7 separate regions of the Mus musculus genome follow, and all the other regions are linked to region 1. Evidence: chromatin loops called from intact Hi-C (ENCODE). Cell type or tissue: heart. All regions are shown on one strand.

Region 1 (4,000 bases):
CATAGCACTCTCACTAGCACTACCTGTTTAAAACAGAGCTTAAACCTCTGCCCAAGTTTCCAGTTCTTGGATTTCCCCACATTTAGAGAATAAATTTTCCTGACATATTATTGTAATGTTTTATGGGTAAAAAAAATTTACAACATTACCCTTAACTTTTAAAAATATATTTGTTACCTCACTGCCTTACAGATAAATTTCCCAATTTTTGTCACAGGATCAATAAGATTCTATAGAACTTACTCATCAAAGTCTTTCCCCCAGTTTTATTTTTCCACTCTGAACAGATTTTTTTTTTTGTCTGCGATGTGGAAACTTATGTATTATTTATCAACAGATACCTCGGGCAACTGTTGGGAAGTACCCCTCCAAAAAAAGCAAAGCAAAGCAAAACAAAACAAAACAAATCCATACAAAGAACTGCAAAAGATCCAAGTAGCATCTCAGACAATAAGAATGGAGACCGGATCAGTTGCTCAATAATCTGGGACATCAGAAGGCTAACTAACTGTGATCAGTTCTCCAAACGGTGCCCCCACTTGACCAGACTAGCTTTCCAAAGAAAGATCAGAGACCAGGAGAAAACAAAGCATGCTCCAAAAAGAGCTCTTAATACCTCAGCTTTCCTGAGAGGCCAGGTGGCAGGATGTGGGACAACGGACCCGGACTGACAACACACTATCTCAGTGTGGAGTCGGGGCTGCAGCAGGGAGTCTTACATGCCACCTAAAGTGGAGTCCCCAACAAGCAGGCCAGAGAATCATTTCTGCATGCATACTCTTCTTAAACTGTGGCAACTAGAGACCTAGTGGCAATCTCAAAGCACGCCCCTCCCCTCCACCTCCCGCCCCGCAACCCTCCTCCCACAGATCACTGAAAGGTTAGCTGACCGAAGTCTCCAAGTTGGATTTGGTGGCCTCTGAGAAACCCATCCCCTGTTGGGCCAGTTGTGCACAATATGGGAAAAAAGCCCAACGCGGTTCTGCAAGGTCTACGTGCCTATGAACACGCTGCACTTGATTTCCAAGTGGGGGGGGGGTGTCACCCACGACCACACGACCTAGGAACCCAAAAGGTGACTGACTATTCATCAGCCAGCTGCAGCTCCTGTCACCCTGCAGGATCGAAAAGGAATAGCTAGCTAACTAGTCGGCTGAAGAAACTTCGGGCTGTCAACCTAAACACCTGGCACCGGGACCTCAACTCCGGCCAACAATACCCCAACTCCAGGATCCCTGCAAAGCCAGCGCAAGGCAGCTCCACACTGAGCTGGCCGTGCACCCCGAATCTGGCTGGCAGTGCACCCCACTGACCGAGGACCCCCGCATTCTGCTAGCCGTGCACCCCGCAGCCGGAGCATCGCTCACCTCTTGGGGCCGCGCGGAGCCCTCGCAGAGCCCAAGTGGCCGGCCGGCCGTCACTGGCGCGCGCCGCAGCCCGGGATCGTGGTCCGGGTCGTGGTGGGGGTCGGGCCGAGGCGGAGCCCCATGGACACCCGATCGGGCTCGCTGGCTGAGGGGGTGTGCACGTCTTTCGGCGGCCTGGCTCACCGCTCCGCCTCCGGCTCCGAAGACTACAGACTGGGCAGTTCCCTTTTTTGCCTTTCAGTTGTATGCTTTGCCAACAGGGGGATTTCCGATGGAAATTCCAGTCACGTGACCCGCGTGGCGCGCCGCCGACCGGCAGAGGGCGCTCTAAGCCGTGCCCGCCCCGCCCGGAGAAACTCCTAGGTCCCGCCCCGGGGTGTCCCCGCGTGAGTCACCTGGGCATTTCGGAAGCTGCCTTCCACGTCACATCCATGTGGAAATCGCGGTGATGGGAACTGGAAATGCAATAGGTTCTTTTTTATAGCTTCTTTTCTGAAGAAAATCAGCTGTGAAAAGGAAGGGAAATTAGAGAGAAAACCCAAAAAACCACCCAGACACACAGGACCTCAGGCTTGAAGCTTGGCTTTGAAGTCTGGGCTGTGCACGTGATGAGCACTTCAGAAAGAGCCCTCCGCAGGGTCCCGAAGGGAATTGACAGAAAAAGCGGCAGGGTTCTCCAAGCCATGTGTCAGCTTCAGGTTGGATGCAGTGCAGAGTGAGATCAGACCCCATGGTCCTGCAGTTTTTGAGTTACGGGGGGTGGGGGGGGGCAAGGTCAATTTCAGAGAGAATTAGATTCGCCTCCCCCACCCCCACTCCTACACACCCTCCATTTCTCCTTTATTTCCCTGTTCCAAGGAGCGTTTTAAAGTTTAGAAATTTCTTCAAGTTTATTGCTGGCTTTCCCCGATCCTTCTACAGTTGTTTTCTTAAGTATTGTTTGGCTGGCCTGAGAATTAGTTCGCCCCATGAAGCCAATGGAGGATAGCCTTCCACAATGCCCTGATTGATCCCCGACTTGCCTTTCTTGAGAGGGGAGAAAGCTTCGCTTCACTTAGACAGGGGCTTGAGCTCTGCAGAAAGAAGCGAAAATGCTTTTACCTTTCTGGAGAAAGTGGAGTGTGTATGGGGGTGAGGTGGGGTGGGGTGGGGATACTCTCTGCAGAGCTACACACTAGAAACTGAGGTGGCTTCATTCACTGGCCAGGAAGGGCCACTCTGAGAAGGTGACATTGAAACTCTGTGACAAAGAAACCTCCAGGCAGTCTAGAGATAAGACCTCAAGGGTCAGCCACATTTGATACATCAAGGGGCTGAGCAGAGCTCTCTGGGTGGTTGTGCTGGGGCTAGGGTGCAGGGTGTGAGGCTCTTCCCGGAAAGGAGCCGGGATCTGTTTGAGGGACCACGGGAGGTCTGCGGAGTGACCTGATGTTATTTTAAATAGTGTTTAGTGTGATTAATTTACTCTGTGTGTGTGTGTGTGTGTGTGTGTGTGTGTGTGTGTGTGTGTGTGAGTGTGTATCTCTAGGGTCCCCTGGCAGGATTCCTAGAAAATAGCGCAAACCAGATAGAAATACTCAGTGCCACTGGGACTTCAAGTGTGTTTGCCAAGTTGCCAGACTGTATATTGCCCGTTTGAACTAGAGACATGTGCTTCTTTCCCCAGTAGTGACTGGGCTAGAGGACAGCATTTTCTATTTGTAATGAGAGGCTTGAAGCAAGAGTACTGGCCACTACCCCAGGACAGGTCTAATGGCCATTACCCCAGCCCCACTCCCCACACAGGTCCTTCCCTACTCCGTTTCTATTTAAAACCTGCCAGTATTTGTCTTCTTCTTTACAGATGTTTTCAGCTTCGGACACTTAAGCAGTGTAGCAATTTAAATTCCTGACATATTTATTACAGGCTCACATAAGGTTTTATGTGAAGTTTAGAAAGCTTAAGTGCATGCCCACAGTCTACACAGTCTACACAGTCTTGCTCCAAAGCTCACAGGAGAGGGCCTAGGAATTCCTTTGACAAACACAGCAACTAGCCACAATAGATGCAGGCTCTACCCTCAGGAAACCTCCCAGGCACACAGAGGTGATAAAAGATGCAGGATAGCAAAGCACACACCACGAAGAGAATATTAATCTTCAGACCACAACAGAACCAGGCTCTCTGTCATCTCAGACAGTTCCTCAACGAACCCAGCAGCTTCCATGTGCCCATTCTGGCTCCTGTTTGGCTTCTAGGTTTGCTGAGCTGGGAATTCAATAAAGAAGAATAACAAACCAGGAAGACCAAGTTCAAACCTGTCATTCTCACTGTCCCCACAGAACTGCTTTGCCATCTTGCCTGCCAGGATTTGTGACTGGGCAGATGCAGAAGACGATCTGTAGGCTTTTACATTGCCCACAGTTTAATTGTGCAGCTCACCAGTGCCTCCCAACCTGCCCCAGCCTCCCCCCGCCTCCTCCAGGTCTTCCTAGCCCAGAAAGTAAGTAGAGAGCATACTTCCTAGTTTTCAATGTCTTTTAGGGCACGATTTGGCTGTGCGTTTAGCTTTCCCTTCCTAAATACATGGGCAAGGCCAGTAAGAAGTGTCTGTGCAATGAATGAGAAGGAAAAGAGGGAAGAGGAGAGTGGA
Region 2 (4,000 bases), 62 kb before region 1:
ATCTACCAAGTGTCAAGATGATAGGCATGAACACTCGGATGTTGTTACTTATCTTTGAGGTAGAGTCATTTTGACTGAATGATGGGTTTGGGGGGGGGGGATGAGAGAAAGCACTAGCCAGCAAAAGATCTCTAAGTTCAGCATCTAATCATCTTATAACCAATGATTAGAGTAAAAACAGGTTCTGAGAAAGAAATAGGGTATGCAAAGAAAGGAGGCACTTGAGTGAGGAGTTGAATGAGAGGGTTCCATGCAAGCGTCCAGATCTGGGGTCTGACAGGAGATAAAAATATGGGTCTGTTTGCATATACAGGAACTTAGAACCCGTGGCCTGAAGGAGAGAAGATACCCGGAGAAAAGGATCCTCCTCCAGTCTGAATGCTGAAAAACCCGAATCCTGATAGAAGAGACAGAGGTTAAGTGTCCAGGGATGTGAGGAGGGAAATTTGTTCCAGGTCATTAGTTAATAAGGAGTTGAATCCAAATTCTGAAGGCAGTGATTGTGAGGATTCCTGTGGGGTCAGACACAGAAAGAACCCTCTGCGTGGCCTCTGTGGCTCTTCCACTCCAAACTCCACATTTAGGCAGACTCTGAGAGATTCTCCCCTAGGTGGTCTCTAGGCACCATGGATGTTCCTAAAGCAGTCTAAAACATACAGGCATCTAGGTACTTCTTAAGGTGCTGTTTGGTAGATTGTAACACTACTACAACACCCATCTATATCTTCTCCCTCATTCACTCACTCATCCGTCAAATACTGCGTGTTTGCCATCAGATCCTGCAGTTCAAGCCCAGAGGATAACCTGGGAAATAACCCAGATGAAGTTTCTGCTCTTGCAGAGCTGATACTGGGAAGGGGGTTCCCCATTCCACCTCTGTGCCTTCATGGCTTCTCCATGGCTCATATTCATTCCCAGACTCACAAATGTTCTTTCTACCCTCCTCACCCTGTTCTTGCCCTCTACTTATTCAAATCCTCCATTTCTGTAGAAGACAGCATGTCTAAAAATAGCATGTTATGTTCTTGCTTGTGAGTACTGATCTATCTGCCTTTGGTTCTTGCTCCCTTCTGCAGAGATGCACACCTGCCTACAGAGAGATCAAGGGCCTCCCAGCAGACCCCAATATGGCAGCTTGTGCAGAGATAACAGATCTCTCTATATGCAAACTCATCAAAGAAGTAAGCCTAACAAAGCAGGCACATAGAAGGGGTTGGAATCTGAACCTTAGTGGGTGAATGTAGTGGGCATTGAGAGTTGCAGAGAAAAGAATGGAGTCAGAGGAAATAGTAAGTGGGATCTAACAAACTGCTTCAGGACACACAGGGAGAAGGCCAAGTCCAGGAGACCCAGGAAAGAGATTCTGGCTGTTCTAATTTATCCTACCTAGCACACTACCTGTCACTAGGATCAGAAACAGAGCTCTATTCTGTGCTTGTCTTAGGAGCCCAGGAGCAAGGGGAGCCTCCTGTAAGAAAGGTCAGTTCATCTTCAGCAGCACAAACTATATTAGGAACATTTTTCTGGGTGTTAACCTAATTAATACCAAAGCCTTCTCAATCACGGGGATTAGTCTAATGCTCTTCTATGAGTGGTGGGTCACTGGTGAGTTTTCTTATAGTCCAGTAGATGGAGCTATAGCTTTGAAAGGTTCTAGATGCTTCTATTGCTGTGCCCACAGGCTCTACCAAATGTAGGAAAGAAGGAATGAGGAATTAGCAATAGAAGAGTGTTAGTCAGTGTAAAGCAACTTGGTATAGAATCTGTGATTGTGTAGTTCCTGGTCTCAGTATCTGACCCCCAGAACACAATCAGTAGTGAATGAATACTGTGTCATCAGTTAGGAATAAAGTTAAAGTAACAATTCTCCCCTCCTTATTCTTTGTTTTGCTCTGATTGTTTGTATGTATATGCCTTTTGGACACTCATATCCAATTAAAATTTGGAATAACTATGTGAAACTTGCCTTCAGGTTCAAGTTGGTGCTTAAGAGAACATATTGGAAGAGACATACGCCCCAAAAAAAAAAAAAAAAAAAAAAAACAACAACAACAAAAAGCAACCAACCAACCAAACAAACAAACAAAAAAAACAAGAAAAAACCTGCTAGAGGCTCCCATCTGCTTCCCAGGCCCCAATACTGTGGCCTGGGCACTGTTTCTTGAAGGGTTTCCCTGCTACTTGCATCAGAGTTGTCGGATTTATTTGCCAAAATTCCGGTTCCTAGCCATACTCCAAACAATCAAATTTGGTTCTTTTGCAAACTAAGCGTAGAAATCTGTCTCAGATAGGAAGGGCAGCCAGCAATCACTTATCTGAATTCTCAAATTGTGAAGACTACTGAAGACTCTGGAAGGTATACATTTTTATTTTGTTTGGTTGTTTGTTTTATACACTCACAGTATAAAATCTGACCCATTTGCTATCTGAAGCCTAGTTCTCCATTTAGATTACCTGGCATAGAAATGCACACATCCTTTGTTATATAGATAGTAATGTGCTGGAGAAAAAGAATCTGCCCCTCACACTCTTGAGGACATCATGCAATGTATACTGAATTGTGACTCTAAAGTCCAAAGACTTTTTTGAGTTTAGAGGTATGGCCTAAATGTTTCAGATGATAGTCTTAAACTATGTTTTCAGGCCCTCTCTGAAGGTGATTTTTGAAGCAGGTATATTTCAGGTTCTGGGGTAGGGAGAGCCTAAATAAATAGTCTTGAGCAAGAGAAATAAAGATGCTTGCCACTAAACCCGATGGCCTGAGTTTAATCCCCAGAATCCACTTGACAGGAGAAAACTGACTCCTGCAAGTTGTCCTCCAACCACACAGTGTGCATAAGTATAAATATGAGTGTTCACAAACACACACACACACACACACACACACACACACACACACACACACACACACATACTTTTCTAACAAACAAACAAATAAAAAAAAATCTGGGGGGTTGCAATTCTCATCCCTGAAAATGAAGGATGATCTTAAAGACTTTTGATTCCTAAAATTTTGACTCTCATGTTTCTTCAATGAAAATTTTATTACTTGTATAAGTGTTAGATTATAGCACCTTACATAGTTTTGTTTTTAAATTTTGAAGAGAAAAATCTTTCTCTTTTAGATTTGTAAAAAGATTAATGGTGTGTGTGTGTGTGTGTGTGTGTGTGTGTGTGTGTGAAGGGAAAGAAATGTATTTAGGCTGTTTAATATTTTTATGTTCCAGGGCTGAGGGCATAGTTCAGGGTTACATGTTTGTCTGGCGCCAAACGATCCCCAACTTTGACCTCAGCATCCCATAAATTGAATGTGGTGAGGCAGAGACAAGAGGATCAGAAATTCAAGGTCATCTTTGGTTACATAGCAAGTTCAGTTCCAGGGCAGCCTAGAGTTAAATAAGATTCTGTCCAATAAGAAAGAAAGAAAAGAAAACAAAAGAAAGGAGAAAAGGAAAGAGAATAAAAGAGAAAAGAAAAGAAAAAAGAAAACTTTTGTGATCTAATGTATAACTACTAGAATCCAGAAGTCATGAATACAGAAGGAGTCATGGAATATTTTAGAACTCCATATAAGATATGGAGGACTAGAGAGGTAGACTAAAAGAAAACTGGAAATGCTTTCACTACCAGCACAGAACTTAATTAGGTCAAAAGTCAACAAGCTGCCTTCAGCAGAATTCTCATGATCCCAAAGCCACATGACTGGGATCTCTTTCTATATGGTGATGTTATAATTAATGATTATATAAAAAGCCCTATTAAGTTTTGAAACAAGATGTTAAAATGCCCAATTAAGACATTCATATAACACAAATTGGAACAAAACAAACAAACAAACAAACAAACAAAAAACGGAGGTCTAAGTTCACTTCCTCACGAACAATAGGCTGCGTTGTGTTCTTACACAAGGTGTCCATTGAAGTGCTGATGTCCAGCTCCTTCGCTGGAACCTTACTTGGAGATAGTAATGTTATACAGATAATCTGTGAACGTGTGAAAT
Region 3 (4,000 bases), 78 kb after region 1:
GTGAACAGAGAGATAATTCAGTGGTTTGAGTAAGGGCCTATAGAAGCCACATGAGTACAAACTGCAGGCAGACTCGAGGAGCCAAGGTTGGCCCAGTAGGTCTAGTAGATAGCCCAGCAATAGGAATGGAGCTGCAGTCTTAAAGCCACAAAGAACTGAATTCTGCTATCATCACTGTGAGTTTGAGAAGGATTATGGGCTCAGAACAGAATGTACCATGGACCACTCCTTCACCTCAGCCTATGGAAGCCAGAGCAGAGTCTCCAGCTCAGAAAACATGAAGATAATGAATGGTTATTTTCTAAAGCCATTAAATACAGAGTGACTAGAAACTAATGCAAGTTATTGCTGCTGCTGCTGCTGCTTCTTCTTCTTCTTCTTCTTCTTCTTCTTCTTCTTCTTCTTCTTCCTCCTCCTCCTCCTCCTCCTCCTCCTCCTCTTCCTCCTCCTCCTCCTTCTTCTTCCTCCTCCTCCTCCTCCTCCCTCTTCTTCTTCTTCTTCTTCTTCTTCTTCTTCTTCTTCTTCCTCCTCCTCCTCCTCCTCCTCTTCCTCCTCCTCCTCCTCCTTCTTCCTCCTCCTCCTCCTCCTCCCTCTTCTTCTTCTTCTTCTTCTTCTTCTTCTTCTTCTTCTTCTTCTTCTTCTTCTTCCTCCTCCTCCTCCTCCTCCTCCTCCTCCTCCTCTTCCTCCTCCTCCTCCTCCTTCTTCCTCCTCCTCCTCCTCCTCCTCCTCTTCCTCCTCCTCCTCCTCCTTCTTCTTCCTCCTCCTCCTCCTCCTCCCTCTTCTTCTTCTTCTTCTTCTTCTTCTTCTTCTTCTTCTTCTTCTTCTTCTTCTTCTTCTGTTTCAGTACTCTTGAGAGGGTGTGGTTTCGAGATGCAAGAATTCACACAAAGCAGCCTCCAAACATTGACTGGGTCGAAGTAAAAAAAAAAAAATCTACATCCTCTCTGTCCCAGAAGCTTAAATTGCTTGAAATGCGTATAATTATTCATTTTGGATTTATCCATAATGAGAGGCTTTATTGGAGGATTCTAGAAGACTACTGGTGTGTCCAGGAACATGGAGACTCAACTCTTACAAGGATTTTATTCGGTAGGAGCGTGTTAGAGGTGTGCTTACCACTGCCCAGCACACCCAGAGATTCTGATGGAGAACGTGCTCACAAGTAAAACCCAGGAGTCTGCATCTTTAACAAGCAGCAGCGAGGGGTTTGAAAGCAATGACCTGTGCCCTAAGCTGACAAACCCAAGGCTTTGGGGTGGGGGAGGAAGCATCACAAAGAGTGGACTGGTGACTACTCAGAATTCCAGGAAGGGTCCCAAAAGGAAACAAACTCTAACTTCTTTGACTGAATCAAGTAATTTCAGTGAAGAAATTTAAGCGTGCAGGCAAGTATAAAGGATACAATAAGGGTTGTTCACGTGCTGGGTGAGTGGCAATGGCAGGGAGTCCTCATATGCTTGTGACTGCAGGGGCAATAGGATCGTGAAAGCATCCTCAGGCAATCCCTCGGAGCCACAGGGTGATGAAGACAGGCCTGAGCAGGGAATATGGGCAAGAAGGTATTCAAGATGCAGCATGTTAAAGAGAGTTTGCACGGTAAACACACATCCAATTAGACCCACACATAAGTGTTTCCACATAAAAACACACAGACACACACGTACACACACACAGACATACACACACGAGACATTGATTGGAGCAGGAAGGTAGAGAGTAGAGGTCACTTTTCATATCAGAACCCAGTTGGAGGCTGTCCCACAAGACCCACTGATTACATTATCCCAAGGGTGAACTTCCTTCCTCATGTGCAAAGCAAGGCAGCAAGGGGCAGTAAATATCTCAGGGGACAGAAAATAACCAGCACATTAAAAACATTATTTTTAACATTTATTTATTTGTATATGAGTGTCTCTGAGCCATGGTGTGTGTAAGGAGGTCAGGAGGCTCCTTGTAGAAGCCGGTTCTCTCCTTTTCCCATGTGAATCCTACTCATTAAACTCGGGTGCTCACGCAGGCTTGATAGCAAGTACTGGCTGGCCAACTTGCCAACCTGTAACCCGCACATTCTAAATGTCAGAAACAACATCATAAACAGGAAGAACTTCTGAGAAACGAGGAGTGAGCAGACCGAATACAGTTCCCATAGATAGAAATGGGTGTATGTGATATCCCAAGTTAGGTATCTCAGCTTGGGCACTAGGATGAATTGGTACCAGGGCTCTGCTGCCATCCACACAGAAAACAGTGAGAATCGCGCATGCGTATCCGCCAGAGCCTTCCTGAGACACTCCGAGGACACTTCCTCCTATCTGCGCTGGTACAGTTGCCTTCTTGGCTAACAGCGTTACCAAAGCTCACTGCTGCCCTCTGGGTAAAGCAAACCAGTGAACTAAAGTGCCCTGTCACTTATGACAAATGACTAAGCATCTATTTCCCTCATTAGATTGGGAGAGGAACACGTTTCCAAAACATACATCTATGTATTTCATCTTACCACCCAGATAGACACAACACAACACAAAGTGTATCAATTCATGGAACTGGTCCTTTTTTCCCATTGGTAAACATAGGAAAAATTAAATGCTCAGTCTCGTTTAAAGTGTAGTGGTCCTGTAATTGAAGCATCTCTTAGTCTGTCTGAATGTGTGGTCTGTGGATAAAGTATTTCAGGAAGCCTTGCCTCAGTCACCGAAATTCAACCTTGAAAAAAAAATGGGTTGTAACAGTCAGTCAGTGTGAACAGGAAGGTAGCTCTCTAGCTCTTTCCTATTTTTCTTTCTCTTAATTCCTTTTGTTCTGTATTTCCTTCTTTAAAAATTTTTTTTTATTTGAAACTCTGTGATCTTTAAAACTCATGTGGTCTTGAACTTACTATGTAGTTGAGGCTATCTTTGAACCCTAATCACCCCACCTCTTCATCCTAGGTGCTAGAATTACAAGCGTGCACCATGATAAAGTACTCAAGTACTTTAGTTTTTTGACTAAGTTTAGTGTGAGGCAGGAGAACCAAGAAGTGTTCATATAGTTGAGCATTTTGGTGTTTTTGGCCCATTACTGTCTTTGCCATTTGCTGGCATGTGCCCTTCTGCATGATAACCCCTTTTCTAAGATCCAAATCAGTAAGTGGGGAAGTTCTTCCTTAGAGGATTCCCTTAATTTATCAGAAATGCATATGGATGATTTTCAAAGTCTATAGCCTACATGTGTGAACTTGCTTGAAAATCATTATAGTTATAGGGCCCTATGATGATCTTCTAGTTCATACGGACAATAATGGTTTCCTATATTACAATGTTAGTGATGTCGTAGCCTTTTAGTGTGTGTGAAAATTTGCCTCATAATGTTCCCATAATGTTGAAATCATAATACATGACTATATTTGCTGCACTTTTGCAATTATTTGTGGCAACAGAGGGGACAGTTTAAAAAAAAGACAGAGTCTATAGTCGATGAGCTCAGCTGAGGTCAGGCAAAGCCATTCTCTGCCTTTCTCTTCCAGCCTTCATATAGAATCCAATGATGGTTTCTACACTACATTGCCTTATTTTGCTTGTAGCTTTAATATTAAGAATGGTCCCTAGCTGTAACTCTGCAGTGTTCACAAGCTGAAGAAAGCTATCATATACACTATCATATACCACAGTATAGCTCAATTTGGAAAGGAGGTCCTTAAGAAGTCAGTTAAGGTTATAAGGGTTAGACCCAGTTGGATAGGAGTGGGATTTCTGTAAAAGAAATCCATGCATTCTCTCCTCAGCAAATAAACCAAGTAGAGAAAAAAAATCCATGTGAAATCTAGGAAAAGTAAATTAAACTTACAGGCTGTTTGATCTGAACTTTCTTGCCAAAACTGAGAAAATAACTTCTATTGATTAAAGATCTGGCCTATAATGTTTATATATATATACACACACACACATACATATATATAGTATACTATATATAGTATATATAGTATAATTATTTTATATATTATCTATAGTATATATTACATATA
Region 4 (4,000 bases), 170 kb after region 1:
GGTCTCTGGGGCTTCCAATCCTTTAGCTCAAGGGAGGACCAGGCTACCTCTCACAGTCCACTGCTTATAAAATCACAGTATATTCCTTATAAAATCTTCATGGTAACCTGAGGCTGTTCCTGGACAGCTGTTCTCTCTATTTTATCTTCCTGGGTCCCTTAAGACATTTACATTTTAACCCTAGATCTATTTGTTTAACCAGATAGTAGATTCTTCTAAGCTAAAATTTAAGACATAGGACACCATAAACATGCTTTAGCCCTTGGGGGCTGAGGATTGTGGGTATTGTTGGGTATGTGAGAGTTACTATAAAGATGAGTAAGTCTGGTTCCCCTCCCCGCATTGTTCTCCAGTCTTTGATGGGACCCTTTACTCAGTTTCTGCTTCATGCCATTCAGATCTTTTACACAGTCTACTCATTAAATGACACTTTTAGGTGGTTATGGTCTTGTTGATGTTGAACTACAGATAACGTAGAAGCAAAAAGCAGACAGGCCGTCCACGGCAGAGCTAAGCAAGTTGTTTTGACCGTAACCCACAGCAGATGTTACCGTCAGGACTCTGTGTACTGTGATGTACTCTGATCTAGTCCCTCCCCATCCCATGATGCTTGCTACGGCCTACAGAGTTGAGTTCTCAAGCAAAACTGTGCTCCGTTTCATGTGCTCTGTGGTTTATGAAGCTCAAATAGCCAGGTTTAAGAAGTTTTGGTTTCTCTTAAGAAATATCTGGTGTCACTCATGGAGGCTCACACCTCCTGTAATTCTACCACTTGGGAGACTAAGACGGAAATAGTGCTGAGATTTCAAGGCCAGCCTGGATCTTAAAACACCAAAGCAGTTGTTTTTATTTGTTTTGTTTTGCTTGTTTGTTTGTTTCATTGGTTGGGTTTTTTTTTTTTTCTCCTTATTATGAAGACTCCTTATCTATTCATCAGTTGGGATCTCTTGTCATATTCTCTCTCTCTCTCTCTCTCTCTCTCTCTCTCGGTTTAGTATCTTGAGTTAGGGCCTTACTGAGTATTCACGATCCTCCTGCCTCAGTCTCCTGAGTGCCAGGATTTCAAGTGTATGATACCATGTCTAGCTTGGCCAGAGCTTTTTGTTTTAAAATACAGTGTCGTGGATAGAGGAGACAGTTTTGCTCTATTGGAGTCTTATCTACTGAAACTTTTCTACTCGCAGTGGAGTCCTGGAACTGGAGAGAAATTCCGAGGGCAGGTCAGAAGCCTCCACTCCAGGGTGTCCCAGTTAAACCTTTCCAGGTTTAGACTGGGAATCCTGATAAAGTAAGTCACAAAAACGTTAGCTCTTTTCTCTTTTCAACATGCCCCTCTGCACAGCACTGGCCTCCAGCGTGGTTTACCAGCGATCAGCTTGCTGAAGTTTTGATGTCCCTGCAAAGTGCCCAGGTGGCTTGTTTTACTTTGTTTTGAGTTCCCCTGGCGTTCCTTCCAGGTCGCAGTTGCACGGTTGATTTGTTGACTGTGGTTTGAGGTCAATAAGAAGCTTATTCTAGAGAAAGGTGGAGAGAAAACAAAACAAAACAACCACCCAAGATTCAATTGCCCGCGTCAAACAGCTGAGGAAGCTGAGTGTTGTCAGTGGTCGTGAAAAGGAAGAGTGACGTCACTCATTGGTGAAGCAGAGTCGTGTGCTGCCATCTATTGGTAATTCTGTAAAACTGCAGGGTTTAAGCTTTTAATGCCACTTGTTTTAAAACTATCTTGGGAGTGGGGGAGAACTAAGATTCATTTCACCTGCTCTCTAAAGTTCTCCTTCCCAAGCAGCCTAGATCTAGTTAAAGACACTGTGGCTGGCAATGACCTATCTTTAACCCGGAAGAAGCTCCTCAATACGGGAGACCAAAGGGACGGGGGGAATTCCCACACCGGCTCCTGACTGTCCAAGCCGACACACTTCCCCTTCAGGATGGTTTGAGGGAAGAAGAGCCTGTCTGCACGTCTGAGAGATTTCAAAGAACACTCTGTTCTTATCCTTCAGATCTCTGATTGCTTCATGGGCTTTCTGAGAGCGTGTGCAGAGGGGAGCTTTTACACCAAACAAAACAGCTCCTGGGTGTTTGATGCCTGATGCTTCTACGTTCTCCAGTGTCTGGATGGTTTGTCTTTGAGTGAAAAAGGACATTGCATTCCCACCACTTCCATTATCAAAGAGGCTCAGTTCATTCACAAAAGGAAATTGATGCCTAAATAAAGTTAACAGAATTCTATGTTTAAAGGGTTTACACTGGAAAAAATAATCACTTAGTGGCAAATACAATTTAACTAATTAGGCAACTATGTATACTTGTGAGATTTATTTCAAGGGAAATGAATGGCCATGGTTCTGTGGTTCTGTGTGTTTGTGTGTGTGTGTGTGTGTGTGTGTGTGTGTGTGTGTGTGTTTGTGTGTGTATAGATAGATAGATAGACAGACTCTTCTTGTTGGATGCTCAGATACATAAATGAGCAATGAAATTAAAATCTTTAGCCCTAAAGCCACAACAGTAGGAACTGGTAATAAGTAGTTAGGTGGAAGCATGCAGGGAAGGAAGGTGTGTGGAGGGGCAGGTCACCATTTTTTTGGGGGGGGGGGGTGATCAAGGTGTGCCTTAGGAAAACTGCATCTGAACAGAGACTCCAAGTGTGTGGAAGAGTTAATCTTGTAGGCATGAATAGGAATATACTAGATGTGGGGGTCAGAGGGAGTTTGTGCAAAGGACCCAGGCTGTGTCTGGAATGGTAGTCTGAGACAGTGTTCATGGTAGTACAGAGGGACAGGTTGGGCAACTCCTCTTGAGGAAGCTGTCTTGCCCTTCCTCCTCCAGCAGTAAGACTTACACCCAGGGCTTCATGCACGCACGCTGGGCAAGCAAATCTACTAAGCTATACTATAACTTTGGGTTTTAGTCTTAAGTGCAAGGAGTCACTACTGTCTTAAACCAAGGAACCCTGTAATTTTGCACAGCTCTTACAAGAGTTACTCCAGCTGGCCCTTTTAGATAGAAAATAGGCAAATAGGCAAGGTAGGAGATCCATAGGAGACCTAAATTCAGTCAAGCTAGGGACACTGTTGGCTTGCACTGCATTTATAATGGGGTAGGGGGTTGAGAAATGATGAGATTCTGTACGTCAAAATTTAATGACAGATTCATGAGAGCTATGCAAAAGAGTGGTCCAGGACACAAAAACCCCAGGATTTTTTGTCCTGAGCACTGGCAGAAAACTGGCACCATATGGATCTGGGAGATGGCTAGGCAACCCTTACATGCTAGACACAGAACACAGTGAGTTCTCTTAGTTTTCCTGGAGGATACCTGGTCTGGCTGTCTGATCTCATTTGCATATGCAGCCAGAAGCGACCATTTTCAACCTTTCTGACCATAATTCTCCTCAGCTAACGTTTCTAGAGGAGTGCGGTGGGACATGCTGTAAACCAACACTTAGTAGGCAGAAAGATCCCGGCTTGTGAGGCCAGCCTGGGGGTTGTTTCAGCAGCCCTGTGGATGCTAATGTTCCTGCTATAAAATGGCTTAGTATTTGTACACACTCTTCTTCCTGTTGCTTCCAATCAGCTTGGGACAACTCACTGTGCAGGTGGTGGAATGTGGCTTGTAGAATCCATGGACACGGAACTGACTAAGCTTTGTGCTTTATGCCTGGACTGTGTGCTTCGCCTTCTTCCTTCTCTTTCAGAGAAGCCTGATCCACCCTCGCAGCAGCAGCAGCAGCAGCAGCAGCAGCAGCAGCAGCAGCAGCAGCAGCAGCAGCAGCAGCATTGGGTTTCCACCAGGTGTCCACAGTCAGGAAGAGCGGAGATTCTCAGGCTCCCTGCTTCCCAGCAGCAGCCCTGCCTGGGATTTGCGTTGCTTGTGTATCTGCCCACAGTCAGGAACAGCGGAGACTCTCCGGCTCCCTGCTTCCCAGCAGCAGCCCTGCCTGGGATTTGCGTCGCTTGTGTATCTGCTTCAGAGCTCTTCAGAGGGAGAGGTCTGCAGA
Region 5 (4,000 bases), 110 kb after region 1:
TCACTTTCCTAAGAAGTCCTCAGGAGCTGGTGACTGTGACCATCAGTGGTAAAGAAAGACCCTACAGCTCCTCGGTAGCCTCTGCTGCACCGGTTCGGTACTCGTTCTGCAGAAGAGGCCTAACTTCTGTCTTTCTTCGCCAGACCAGGAGCTGTCTATGAGCACCTGCCTCCACATCAGAACTCTGATTCGGAAATGCTACTTTTATCTGATGCTCTAGAATATCTGTCATCATCACTGCCATTTCTACGGCTCTGTTGTGAGCCAAGCACCAAGAATATGAAAGTGGGAGTGGGAGTGGGAGGAGAGCGGCTGTGCATGCCAGGAGGATGTGCTCTGGTTAGACAACAGCTTCCTCTCTTTGAATGTGCGTCATTGCCTTTGGCAGTTCCTGGACCTCAAAGCTCAGCTCTACTCTGCCAGATGAATCCCAGATTCAGCCCTGTGGAAGCTGCGTTGTGATTACAATTGTTTCACAGAGACCATAAACTGCTTCTCTTAGGAGAAACATACCGAATTGTGTTGAACTCTGACCTGTATAACTTACTACTTTCTGTGGTAGAGATAAATGCCTGTTGCTGTTAGCTCCTTTAAAAAAAATGACTTGTTAGGAACTTAAAATGTTAAGGAAAACTTATTTAGACCCCCAGAGACTCTAAAATGCACCATCTCTCTTTTTAGTGGCACCAAGCTTGATAAAAGTTGTCATGGCAACTTTGTGGAACCACGTGACCACAGGGATACAGGGCTGACTATGCTCACTCATGCATCTCTGCCTGTTGGTTGATCCAAGTTGTTTACTAAGAGTGGACTTCTCCCCTCCTGTCCAAATTCAGGTGTCAAATCTCCAGTTGTTGAGATGGTACTTGCAGGTATCTGGAGCCTTTGGGAGAACATAAGACAATGACATAGAGCTCTCTTGCATAGAATCAGTGACCTTATGAGACAACCAACCAGATGCTTTGTAGATGATGCTGTCCCTCATATCCCCACACTGCCAGGCATTGTCAACCGCATTGTGCCTTTTGACACATCCATAGGTGGTAAGCCTGGGGGTAGTGTTGCCTCCTATATGCTGCCTTCCAGTGCCAGAGGCAGCAGACGCTTCCTTACCTGAGCTGAAGGGAAAAGATCTGACTGTAGGGCTCTCACGTTCCAGAATTATTCCAGGACTCACTGTGAGGCTGTAATGCCACACACCATAATGGCACTGGTGTCAGGCAATTTGACGATGAGAACGCCATCCTAAACCACACAGGTCTTGGCGTGCTGTCCCTGACAAACACCTAACCAAATTAGGGTAAAGTTTTCCTCCATGCTGTCAAGATTCAGTGGTTACATGGCCAGCACGTGGACTTTAGAAAGGCGAAAGATGATAGAGCACTGTGATTCAGAAAGGGTAAAATAAAATCAATAGGATCACCGCTACTGATAGTGGATGACTTTACACATCTGACTTTTGTTTACCTTACCCAATATATGCCAGACCATCTGAGGGTCAAGAGAGCACTTTTCCATATGTGTGTGTGTGTGTGTGTGTGTGTGTGTGTGTGTGTGTGTGTGTGTGAAGAGAGCACTTTTCCATATATATATATATATATATATATATATATATATATATATCTTAAAAAGCTCCCCCCCAAGGCATGGCTCTGCCCATCATCTCTGCCTAGGCTTCACTCTTTACTGCAAGATTGTCTGACAAGTTGTCAGAACTGTATGAAGTTGCTTTCCAGGAGACAAGCTCCCCCTCTAAGCGCCTCCAGCCTTTTCCTTTCCTAGCTTGAGATTCCTGGGGAAATTCCAGTTTCCTGGGGTCCATTGTTTCCCTGGTCTCCGAGGCAAAGGGCGGAGCACCAGCAGCTCTTTAGAGTATCTTCCTTGTTTGCCAAGAGAATTGCTACAGGAACTATGAAATCCCACTCTTACACTTCAGGAAATGTGGACAGGGAGAGCGAATGTGCGAAGCCTCGCTATGGGGTATATTGCCGTACAGCTAAGCCAGCCAGGCCATAGGACAAGTTTGCCTTCTCCTCACCTTCTGCTTTAGAAACTACTCACAAGCATGTCTGAGATCAGCTTCCATGCTGTTTGCCACCGAGTTTTCAGTTTTCCATTTAGCTCATGCTTTAGCAGCCCTCTTGGGCCAGGCAAGGAACAGAGCATGCGCAGAGGCACACAGTTGGTTTCCCAGGGGGCCATTCGTTACCCTTCCACATAACTCTGAATCAGTGGAAGTAAAGTTATGAGAGGAAAGCTGAGGTGAGACTTCAGGGTAAAAAATGCATTCTCTCCTTCTTCAGAGAGGAATCATGGAGACAAGTCTTCTGCAAGCCAGATCCTAGGAGCCTAAGGCTAGTGTGCCTATGCAGACAGGGTGCCTCATAGGTACTCCAGGTTCTCAAGGTGACAATAAAAGCAGCTCACCAGACAGAGCTGTGGGTGGCTTCATAGAATATGAGGTAGAGAAATTTAATCTATCCTGTCCCCACTTTCACTCACTCACTAGCCGTGTAGTTCTAGTAGTCACTTAGCTTCTCTCAAACATTCATTTTGTCTGCAAGAATTATGTGGCCTGACTCACTCGTAGGTCTCTGTAGCTCAAAAGAGATTGTAAAGATGAACGCACTATTGTGAATTGAAGTGCTCGGCTTGTCTAAGGTAACATCTTCATTCACACTTGATGATCTGGCTGATTTATGTTTACAGACCTCTTTGATATGTCTCAGGGGATTCCTGGATGGCCTCACACCCTGGCAGAATTTGCTTGTCTGGCGTTTAAGACATGCTAGGAGACTCTCCTTACAAAGTTGTCTGTCTGCCTGTGGCTTCCACTTTTTCTGCATCTGTAAAAATGAATGTCTAACGTAGCTTGAGGCCAGTAAGCAAAACCCACATCCCTTTATCGCTCAGTTCTGAGAAGGAGGTCAATTTAGCAACTCCGTGAGAAAAGAACCTTCTTGGTTCCTTTTATTGCTGAAGTCATTCCCAGAGGTACACAGTGGGTCTAACCTAGTAGTCAATCCAGTAGTTCAAATGCAAAAGCAACCAAGTTTGTTGGGGTTCAATGGGTTGGACATAGAAGCAACGGTTTCTTTATAACAACCTGTGGGAAAAGTCTAGAGAGAGAATATGCCGTCATATCCCAGCCTGGCCCAGAGAAGTGCCGGGGGTGGGGGGAGGACACTGAAAACTGATGAAAGATAATGAAAAATAGAAAAAGAACCAAGGATTAGGAAAGAAAGATAATGTTCTATTTAAGAGATGAAGGGGAGGGACAAAGACCTTATCACACTGAGGCTTTTCTAACTATAAATAGTAACATGTAAGGAGCATGCTCTATGTAAGCAACCACCATCTCTGTCTCACAGCAGGGAAATGGGACACAAAGATGCTGAGCAATCTTCCCAGGAATGAGCAGCCAGTGAGGATCCATCCTGAATCCGACCCCAGATTGATGGTCTGGCTCCAGCATCCACAGTCCTAATGGCCTCAGCTATACAGAACTCTGTGTTATCCCATAAGGTCATTGTTGCATCTCTTGTAGAGTAAGTGGGAGTGAAGAGTCTGCTAGGAATCCTGCCTTCTCGGTTATCTTGAAAGGAAAAGAAAATAAGGTGGCTCCTATAGCTGTGTCCTTAGATTCCTGCTTCTTAATTTTAACTCCAGATACGAACAAGGCTTGCATGTATTTTATACGTATTAACCAGAGCATCAAGGAATATAGACTGGGCAAATTAATATAGACTTATGAATGATGGGTACAAGTTACATTTGAATAATGTTTTATAATTTATAGAGTTTGTTCAAATTAGTTTTCTCATTTGAATTTCCTAATAGCTTAGGTAAAGAAAAAAAAGTATTTTCCTATCTTAAAAATAAGCAGATGAAGCTCAGAAAGTACTCAGAGGAAGAGAAGTAGCAGCTTTGTCAACCTAAGGGCCCAGCACGTAGGGCCATATGCTTTGCCTCCTTTGACAGAGGTTTCTGTACAGATGCA
Region 6 (4,000 bases), 580 kb after region 1:
TTCACTTCCTATACCCATGGAGGACACTCTACAAAGCCATCCCCACTTTGGAGCAATGTGTGAGGTTGACATGTCTTCACAATCAGATCTAGCTACCTCTCTTTTATCCCAGAGGTTTATCCCAGAGGTTTATCCCAGCAGCACTTCTCAAGGACTGTTTCCATCACTTCATAATCTGCTTCCTGGTAAGCCAGCCTGGGGCACATGGAGTCTCAACTACAACAAAATCTGCAAGCCGCATGGTGCGGTCTCTCCTACTCTATATTCCTAAACAGCAAAGTACAGTAATTTATCCTTGTGCCATACAATGACCAGAAATGCCTTTCTTGAGGTGCATATCAGATGCACACCCAAACTCTTATTCCAAGTACTCACATCTGTAGCACCAAGGGTGAGACATTTGCTGTGTACCTTTTTCAGAAATGCAGAAAACTGAAGTCTAACCTGAATCATATGTACTGAATCTGAACCTGCACAAGGTCACCAAGATTTATCCTGACGTCAAAGTCTGAGAAATGCTGGGCTATTAGCATAATTAATTCGTTAATTAATCAAGACAAATAACAAGCCTTAGCTGGTAACTCCAAGTCTGCAGAATGTCTTCATAACATTTTGCTTGGAAGACTCAGAGAATGTCATGCCAGTATCTCTCTCTACGGTATAGAGCTTGCATTCTAGGAAGCAGAGAAAATCAAATCAATATGCATATTGTAGGAGGGGGTGCAAATGTGTTATTAAAAATAAAGTGGAGTAAAGAGAAGGGGAGAGTGGGTTGCATTCAAATTCCTTGCAGACATGGTGATAAAAGAGAGCTGAGGCGAGTGAGGCAGCACAAGAGTGTTGTCTATAGTAAGTGCAAGGTCACTAAAGTGAATTTAGGGGAATGAGAGAGATTTAAACTAACCGGTGCGGTCAGAGAGGCAAGAGGGACGATCTCTTGATGAAAGACTACTTAGTGATCCGCCCTTTGACATTTCATCATTAAAATGGGCATGTGCTTTTTGTGGTGGTAGTTTGTTTTTGCTAAGAATAAAGTGCTAGCCAAGCACATTGGATTTGCGTTGTGGGAGTCTGAACAAACTGTCTTGAAAACCAGAAGTTTAAGTTCCGCGGACAAAACTGGTGGGAACTGGAGAAGGATTTTTGTAACTTCTCTAACACCTCAGGCTCCAACACGCCTCATGCTGAGGGATGAGATAAGCATGGTGTCTGGTTGTGGACTGAGGCAAAAATCTCCAACCCCAGGTTACTACATAACCAGAATGAGGAACTGAGGAAGGTAGTGTCAGGCTGAAGAAGGTAAGGTTCCGGTCAGAGTTTCAAACGTATCCACAGTCCAGGTCCTGAATACAGAGAAGAGCCCACAGTTTCAAACCTCAGGCTAGTCCACCCCTTCTCCAACTTAGTGAAACTTCTCCGCCCACGCAGCGCACTGCCTGGCTCCCCAGTCCAGACCTCGCCTATAACCATGTCCTAGTCCACTTTAGACCCGCCAAGACACGCCTCCTTGTATAGACCCCGCCTCACATCCCACCTCTACTCCCAACCTCCAATCAACTCTAAGAGATTGCGTATTGGTCCCGCCTCTCTGGCTAGACCCCCGCCCTGAGTCCGCCCCTGAAGAGCTGCCTTTTAACCCTTTGCCCCGTGAGGCTCCGCCTCCCACTTAAGCCACGCCCCTCAGTCCCAGGCTGGTCTCTCAAGCTTTGGTTTTGGCCCCACCCAGCTCCCCGGCAGGCCGCTTGCGGACTTGGCGACTAGTCTGCGGCGGACGTGACGCCAAGGCCAGGCCACGGGCAGCGCGGGTCCCCTGTCAGAGGTGTCCCTCGCGCAGGAATGGGCCCGCAGGCGGCAGCTGGCAGGATGATTCTGCTGGTGGTCCTGATGCTGTCTGCGAAGGTCGGGAGTGGAGCTTTGACGAGCACTGAGGATCCTGAGCCTCCCTCGGGTAATCTCTCCGAGCCGCTGCGGGCTGGGGCGGGAGGCCAGGCCGGAGGCGCCGGGCTGGGAAGTCCCTGCGTTCCTGCTGCGCCGCCCTGGGCAAGGCAGCCCCAAGGGGCCCCGGGGGCTCCGCGGTTTACACGCCGCTTTCGCCTCTTCTTTGCCGACACAACACAAATCTGTGGTCTGTTTTACAGTTAGTTTCCACGGCAGCGTTTGGCATTGTGTGTATGACTTACAGACTTTATTTTCAATCTGTAGTCGGAATCCTCTGAAGGAAAAGGGGTGCCAACGGATACTAAGAGATTCTGATTTGTTTGTTAGTCTGGCGTTTAAGTGTTGAGATGCAAGGGTTCTTCTCGTAGCTTAAATCCTCAGAGCCTTTGATTTCAAATGATTATATATTCCCAGGACATATATGCTGGGAATAGTTCCTCTTTATGATTAGAGCTCTAGAGACAGCAATAAAACTTTTCATGCCCTTCCAGTCCCTAATCGTAAGTATCTGAGAAGTTCCCAATCTCCAGCTGCTGGAAGGCATGGGGAGACCTCTTTAACTCTCAGGCGAGTTCCAGCTCTGAACCCCTCCTATGGTTTCCAGGAGCTTCAGTTAGGCGTGCAGATTCCAATCCTGCCTTGACCTGATTTTCACAGTAGCTAGGATGTAACCACCTAGATGTCAGATGAAGGAAATGAGGTGCATGTTCAAACTGAAGTTCCACTGAGCTATAGAGAAAAATGAAATCATAATTGCAGAACAGTGGAATCAGAAAAAGTGTTAGTTGTGTTACACAGCCAGATTAAAAAAGACAATTACCATGTTTTCTTATGATAAATCAACCCCAGAGAAGTGTGTGTAGGAAATCATGAGAGGGGAGGAAGAGATCTTGAGGAAGAAGAGTTTAAAACAAGCAAAAGCAGGGTAATAAAACTCATGGGACATTAATGTAGAAGAGAGGACTCTTGGGGGAGGCAGGTGACCAGAAACAGAGAGCCAGGAGCAACTAAGGAATGAATCAGAAGCAATAATGGTATGTATGCAATATGTATGAAAATGTCTTATTAAAATCTTGTGCTTTCATAATTTAAAATTTTAAATTAAATATAGGATGCATGTATGGAAAAAAATTAAGCAAACAAATCCTTAGACATCCCTTAGGATAGACATGGTACCAAGGGCTAGGTAGATGAATTATAGTTATGACTTACTGAATGCTGGGCACTGTCTATTTTCACATAACAGATCTATTTCTACAGTCACCTCTACTAAAAGTGCCACCGGTATCTGCATCCATGGTGAGGCACACGGGGCTGCCCAAGTGGTAGGAGCCACTTACTAGGTGGTAGAGTACAAATTCTTAACCATCCCACTGCCAGCAATTACCAGGGGGAGTCGCCTGTCCCTGTTGTCCATTGAAGTACACTGTGATCAGAGATTGAATTTACTTTCAGGCTGCTGGAAATCAAGACTGGGTACCTAACCTCATTCAGGGGACTCTGGGAAGACTTTTTCAGAGAGATGTAGCTTAGAACCAGAGGCTTAGAGAGAATGTGCTTGCAGGGATATGAAGTGGTATGTTCAACTAGTGGGAGAGTTTTAACAGACTGTGTGGCAGGAGAGAAATAGGAAACCACTGGAATTCTTGTTGTGTATTAATATCAAGGAATGGAAATGGGGCTTTAATTGGCTTAACCCAAAACAGAAGGTTATTGGTTCAGAGAATGAGATACCAGCTTGGCTTCGGGAAGTTGGAACACAAGAAAGCTACCACTGATGAGCAGTGGTTGTGCACACCTTTAATACCAGCACTTAGGAGGCAGGGGTGGTGGATCTCTGAGTTCGAGGCCAGCCTGGCCTACAGAGTGAGTCCCAGGACAGCCAGGGCTTCACAGGGAAACCCCATCTCAAACAAACAAACAAAACTGAAGAAGAAAGGAGGAGGAAGGAGGAAGAGGAAGAGGAGGAGAGAAGGAAGAGGAGGAGGAAGAGGAGGCAGCAGCTACCATGTACCATTTTTTATTTCTAGTTGTCCTGGTTATTGACAGATTCCCTATTTGG
Region 7 (4,000 bases), 150 kb after region 1:
GTACAGCTGCACTTCATAAATGACCCAGAAGCCACCCACTTCCTTTCCCAGTAACTACACAGAGCTGGCATATTCGTTCTGTTGTCCCAGATAGGGAAGGAAGGGCTCAATTAGAAAGGGAGAGGTAGAACTTTAATTGGTAAAAGTGAAAGTGCACTTTCTCTAAAAGCTCAAAGTGATCCTGTTACCGTTTTCCCCAGAAGCGCCTCCGCCCTGTATGCAAACAGTCTCTTTTACCAGAAACACAAATCCTAGATGTGGTGCCCTTTAGAAACTTGCTTGGTCCATCTTCTTCATAGTTGCTCAGTAGGCTGTGGTTGCTTAGCAACCAGTCGAGAAGCATAGAGGTAACCTAAGTCTTTGACTTCTTTCTGGCCTTGAGGTCAAGATTGTACCCCTTCCCACAGCACTGAAACTGACCCAGAAATTGTAACTAAGCTCATCCTTAGCCTCTCCCATCACTTTCCAAGTTCTTCCATGGTTCCTCCTTAGCTCTCTTTGGTTATGGCACAGTTAGTATGATGTAATTCAGAGTAAGCTGGGAACAAGGGGCTGAATCTGGAACTTAGCTAGGTCCTAACCTAGCATCCAGCTCCGTCCTGTTGCAGGAGGGGGGTCTAAGGCCAGGCCTCAGCCTTCGACCTGCCTGCATGCTCAGCTGTGAGTAGACCATCATCACCTTCTGAATCACCGGACCCAGGACAGATGGCTAGGCAGCTGGCTGTTCTTTTTATATGAACTCACTGCCAAGCCAGTTTCACGGTGACCTGAAGGCCTCTGGAAGCCTTGGGAATTCAGACCTTCAGCCATTTGATACAGTTGATAGAGTTGGTGTTTTCCAGCCCTACCGCATTAAGTCCAAATTCATACCTTACTCTCCATTCTCATTCTCAAAATAGGACACAGAGAGAAGTAATCCATCTTCAGCGCCCTGGCATTCCCAGCCAGGACATGGTTAGAAAACATTAAGGTTACCCCTCAGTCTCCATTTAAAGCCAACCATATAAATGGACATTGGTGTTCTCCTGTGTATCCTCTCTGACATTTAAAACATTTCAGTTGTTCATTTCACTGGGGTTTGGACAGCTGTAAGTCACCATCATGCACATAAGATTCCCACTGTAGTAGAAGGTGTTGCCTCAGAGTCTAAGCCAAATCCAAGCCCACACCTTCCCAGAGGTCTCTGTTTTGCCTTATGAATGTACTTGCCATCTATAAGGCTCCACATGCACATGAAGGCAGAGGCTGTGGCTGTCCTGCCTACCTCACTTTTGCCTCTCAGAGCCTAATGTCCCACAACTTCAGAATGAATATTTATAGAGGGAACACCTTGACACTGAGCACTATATGTGTAATTGCACCTGTGTCTTTCTCCTACACTGAATGATTCACAAAGATCAGAACTGTGAAGAGAGGGCCAAGTCGATGAAATATAAGGCTGACATCTATTGTGTCCCTATGCAATGGCAAGCCAAATGATGCTCAGACCCCATATATGCTCAGACACCAAAATATCTTTTCTTTACCATAAAAACAAACAAATAAACAAACACCAAGCAGTGACCTCTAGTGGCTAGTGGCGAGGTAGGATGGAAAATAAAAGCAAAGGGGAGTTTAGAAGGAAAAGTCTTCTAAACAAAACTAAACCCTTACAATGTTTACTTTTTATTGTCAACTTTATTGGATTCAGCATTTCCTTATAGACAAATACTTCCAAAGCATGCCCCTGAGGGTGATTATGAAGAGGTGTAACTGGGGAGGGAAGATCTGCCCTAAGCAGGCAACACCATCTCATGGACTAGGATTCCAGACTGGATAAAAAGGAGGAAAAAAAAAATTCCTAAAATGAATGTCTGCACTCATCTCTCCAGTTCCTGAATGTGGATGCAGTGTGATCAGCCACATCATACTCCCCAACCAGTTCCCGACTATAGATGCAATGTGACCAGCAGCATCACACTGCCACACCAAGCCTTCTCCACCATCATATAGATCCCCAGGATCAAAATGAAGCCTTTTTTTTCTTAAGGTACTTCTGTCAGGCATTTTCTTATAGCTGCGGGACAGTAACTAGTACCACCCTCAGCAATTATCACACAGATACATTTACTGAGAATTTTCTCTCAGACTTGTACTTTAGTATTTCATTGATTCCAACTATGAAACAGATATGATAGCCATAGCATTTGTGCAAGGAGATCTTGGAATGCTGACTAGTTGAAATAACTTGCCAAAGCTGGCAGAGAAGTCAGAATTACATTACAAGTCTATGTCCAGAGTTGACCACCAGCCCCTGGCTAGATGAGGCTGTAAGGATAAGGTCCAAGCTTCACTCATCTCTGTTTAACTCATAGCCAATTGGCCTGAGTCCTAGGCAGCATGTACTAACTTCATGCAGGAAGAGGCATGGTCAAAAACACCAGGAAAGGGTAATTTTTATTTGAAAATGTTCGTGCATGAAAGGAAAAGCCAGCTTAGAAGGGGACAAGTAACAACAGTAGTCTCAGTGCAACAAAAGAAAGAATGTCACATTCTATATGTTTGGAATTCACAGCGTTAAGTTAAAAGAGTATTTTGAAGAAGTTTTGAGAAGTCAAAGCATAGAAAGCGGTTGGAAGGTTCCTGAAGATCTTTTGTTCTGACTTGCTTTTTGTGTAGAGGCTAAGCTGAAGAGGGCCAGTTGGGGCGAATTCTTAAAAGTGTGTAAGTAGATGGTCCATAAGTAAAGCAATTAGAAGCCAGAGTGTCTGGGCAGTTCCCCACTATAGCTCTGGGCAGTGTCTGCACTCCTGTCTCCTGTCTAGTTCTTTTCTCCTGGGCAGACAGTTCCACTCTCAGAGTTGTCGTCATGTGGCTTCCTCTTCTTCCTGCCTTCTCCAGAATGCTTATGTGCTATAATTAGCTCCTTCTCCGAGTGACTTCTCATCTTCTTTCTGACATTTAAAGAAAACGGAAGGAAGTGAAAGCTAAGAAAATAAAAATGAGTATGCAGGCTTGTAACAGACAATTAAGCACATTTCCAGGGTAGCCTGGACTTTAGACCTTTAGATACTTTCAAGTTGATGGGAGCCAGAACTGTATTTCATGATTCGTTGTTATTTAAAATATGTTTACTACCATAATGTATGCATAACTGATTGTCAATGACCCAATTCCTTAGAGGCACTGCACATTGCATTTTGTAGCAATAGAATCATCATCACTACCTATTAGAATAAATAAACATGGGTTAAATCCTAGCATTCATGGTTGGCATTACCAATAGTGGAGTACCCTACACTCACTCTTGCAAATGATTAAATAAGTCAGAAGGGGAGCCTGAGAAACAAGTTACTGTTGCGTGATTGTTCTATTGCCTAACACAGAAAACTTCCCTAACTTAGGCTGGTAGAAAGGAATGATTCCAAGAACTCCCTATGTGCTTTGTGAAGTGGAGATGGATGGTCAGGTTTTTTTCTTTTTAGTACTTTATGCTGTCTCTCTAGGGAAATACTAAGTTATTGAATGTTAGGATGAAGACACACCTCTGCTGCTCTCCACACTCAGCTAGGCAGTCTCTCCATGATTCGATAGAGAGCGAAAGCTGTTTGCACAGTGAGACCTGTGCTCCCGTGTATGGCCCAAGGCTTCTTCCTTGCTGGAACACTGTTAGGACTTTAAAACATTTTTTAGGTTGTAAATTTGGAATTATAACTTGGAACCCACAGCCAGGAAGTTTTAGTTTTTGTGACATTCCAGTGGTACCACCTCCCAGCTTTCTCAGTAATATTCTTCTCTTGTGAAAGGCTAGAAGTGACTTCAACATAAACCATTATATTTCACAGTTTTTACATTCCTTCTACAAATAAAGTGCAAACCGTTTTGCATAAGATAGTTTCTTTATAAATATAAGTAAATAATATGCCAACTCCTTTGCATGTTAGGTTTCTTCATGTCCTTTGTTATAGGTTCTAGCATAGTTGCATAAATACAGAGGAAAAAAACATTTGCTCATAGGGCA

Evidence for each region. Peaks named below come from ENCODE experiments on the same cell type or tissue, not always from the same donor. Only the 100,000 strongest peaks of a DNase experiment are listed, where the experiment ranks them.
Region 2: a loop joins it to region 1, with 3 times the contacts of the local background. A loop is called at or near these places in 16 of 42 quality-filtered maps.
Region 3: it touches region 1 in a loop (2.2-fold over the local background); 8 of 42 quality-filtered maps call a loop at or near these places.
Region 4: it touches region 1 in a loop (6-fold over the local background); 34 of 42 quality-filtered maps call a loop at or near these places.
Region 5: it touches region 1 in a loop (7-fold over the local background); 5 of 42 quality-filtered maps call a loop at or near these places.
Region 6: it touches region 1 in a loop (2.3-fold over the local background); 2 of 42 quality-filtered maps call a loop at or near these places.
Region 7: a loop joins it to region 1, with 2.3 times the contacts of the local background. A loop is called at or near these places in 8 of 42 quality-filtered maps.

What each region holds. Positions count from the first base shown.
Region 1 is chr10:19,013,786-19,017,785 of GRCm38, forward strand. Tnfaip3 (tumor necrosis factor, alpha-induced protein 3) reads right to left here and starts at 1,625. Exons shown (of 9, transcript NM_009397.3): 1 at 1,368-1,625. In heart, a CTCF peak has its summit at 1,666 (motif pointing right); DNase peaks (open chromatin) are centred at 986 and 1,676; H3K4me3 peaks cover 2,557 bases; H3K27ac peaks cover 3,333 bases.
Region 2 is chr10:18,952,242-18,956,241 of GRCm38, forward strand. No RefSeq gene overlaps it. Among named protein-coding and RNA genes, the nearest start is that of Tnfaip3, 61 kb to the right of the region's middle. In heart, a CTCF peak has its summit at 1,621 (motif pointing right); no DNase peak of the experiment used is centred here.
Region 3 is chr10:19,092,165-19,096,164 of GRCm38, forward strand. No RefSeq gene overlaps it. Among named protein-coding and RNA genes, the nearest start is that of 1700124M09Rik, 7.0 kb to the left of the region's middle. In heart, a CTCF peak has its summit at 2,381; a DNase peak (open chromatin) is centred at 2,277.
Region 4 is chr10:19,184,501-19,188,500 of GRCm38, forward strand. The region is part of intron 2 of Gm20139 (predicted gene, 20139); the gene reads left to right. Among named protein-coding and RNA genes, the nearest start is that of Gm20139, 45 kb to the left of the region's middle. In heart, a CTCF peak has its summit at 1,646 (motif pointing left); no DNase peak of the experiment used is centred here; H3K4me3 peaks cover 1,528 bases; H3K27ac peaks cover 998 bases; H3K27me3 peaks cover 1,025 bases.
Region 5 is chr10:19,122,063-19,126,062 of GRCm38, forward strand. No RefSeq gene overlaps it. Among named protein-coding and RNA genes, the nearest start is that of Gm20139, 18 kb to the right of the region's middle. In heart, no CTCF peak of the experiment used is centred here; DNase peaks (open chromatin) are centred at 339 and 1,839.
Region 6 is chr10:19,590,250-19,594,249 of GRCm38, forward strand. It overlaps Ifngr1 (interferon gamma receptor 1), which reads left to right and starts at 1,700. Exons shown (of 7, transcript NM_010511.3): 1 at 1,700-1,948. The coding sequence starts at 1,837. In heart, no CTCF peak of the experiment used is centred here; a DNase peak (open chromatin) is centred at 1,622; H3K4me3 peaks cover 2,028 bases; H3K27ac peaks cover 1,628 bases.
Region 7 is chr10:19,167,910-19,171,909 of GRCm38, forward strand. The region is part of intron 2 of Gm20139 (predicted gene, 20139); the gene reads left to right. Among named protein-coding and RNA genes, the nearest start is that of Gm20139, 28 kb to the left of the region's middle. In heart, a CTCF peak has its summit at 1,564 (motif pointing left); a DNase peak (open chromatin) is centred at 2,842; H3K27ac peaks cover 1,713 bases.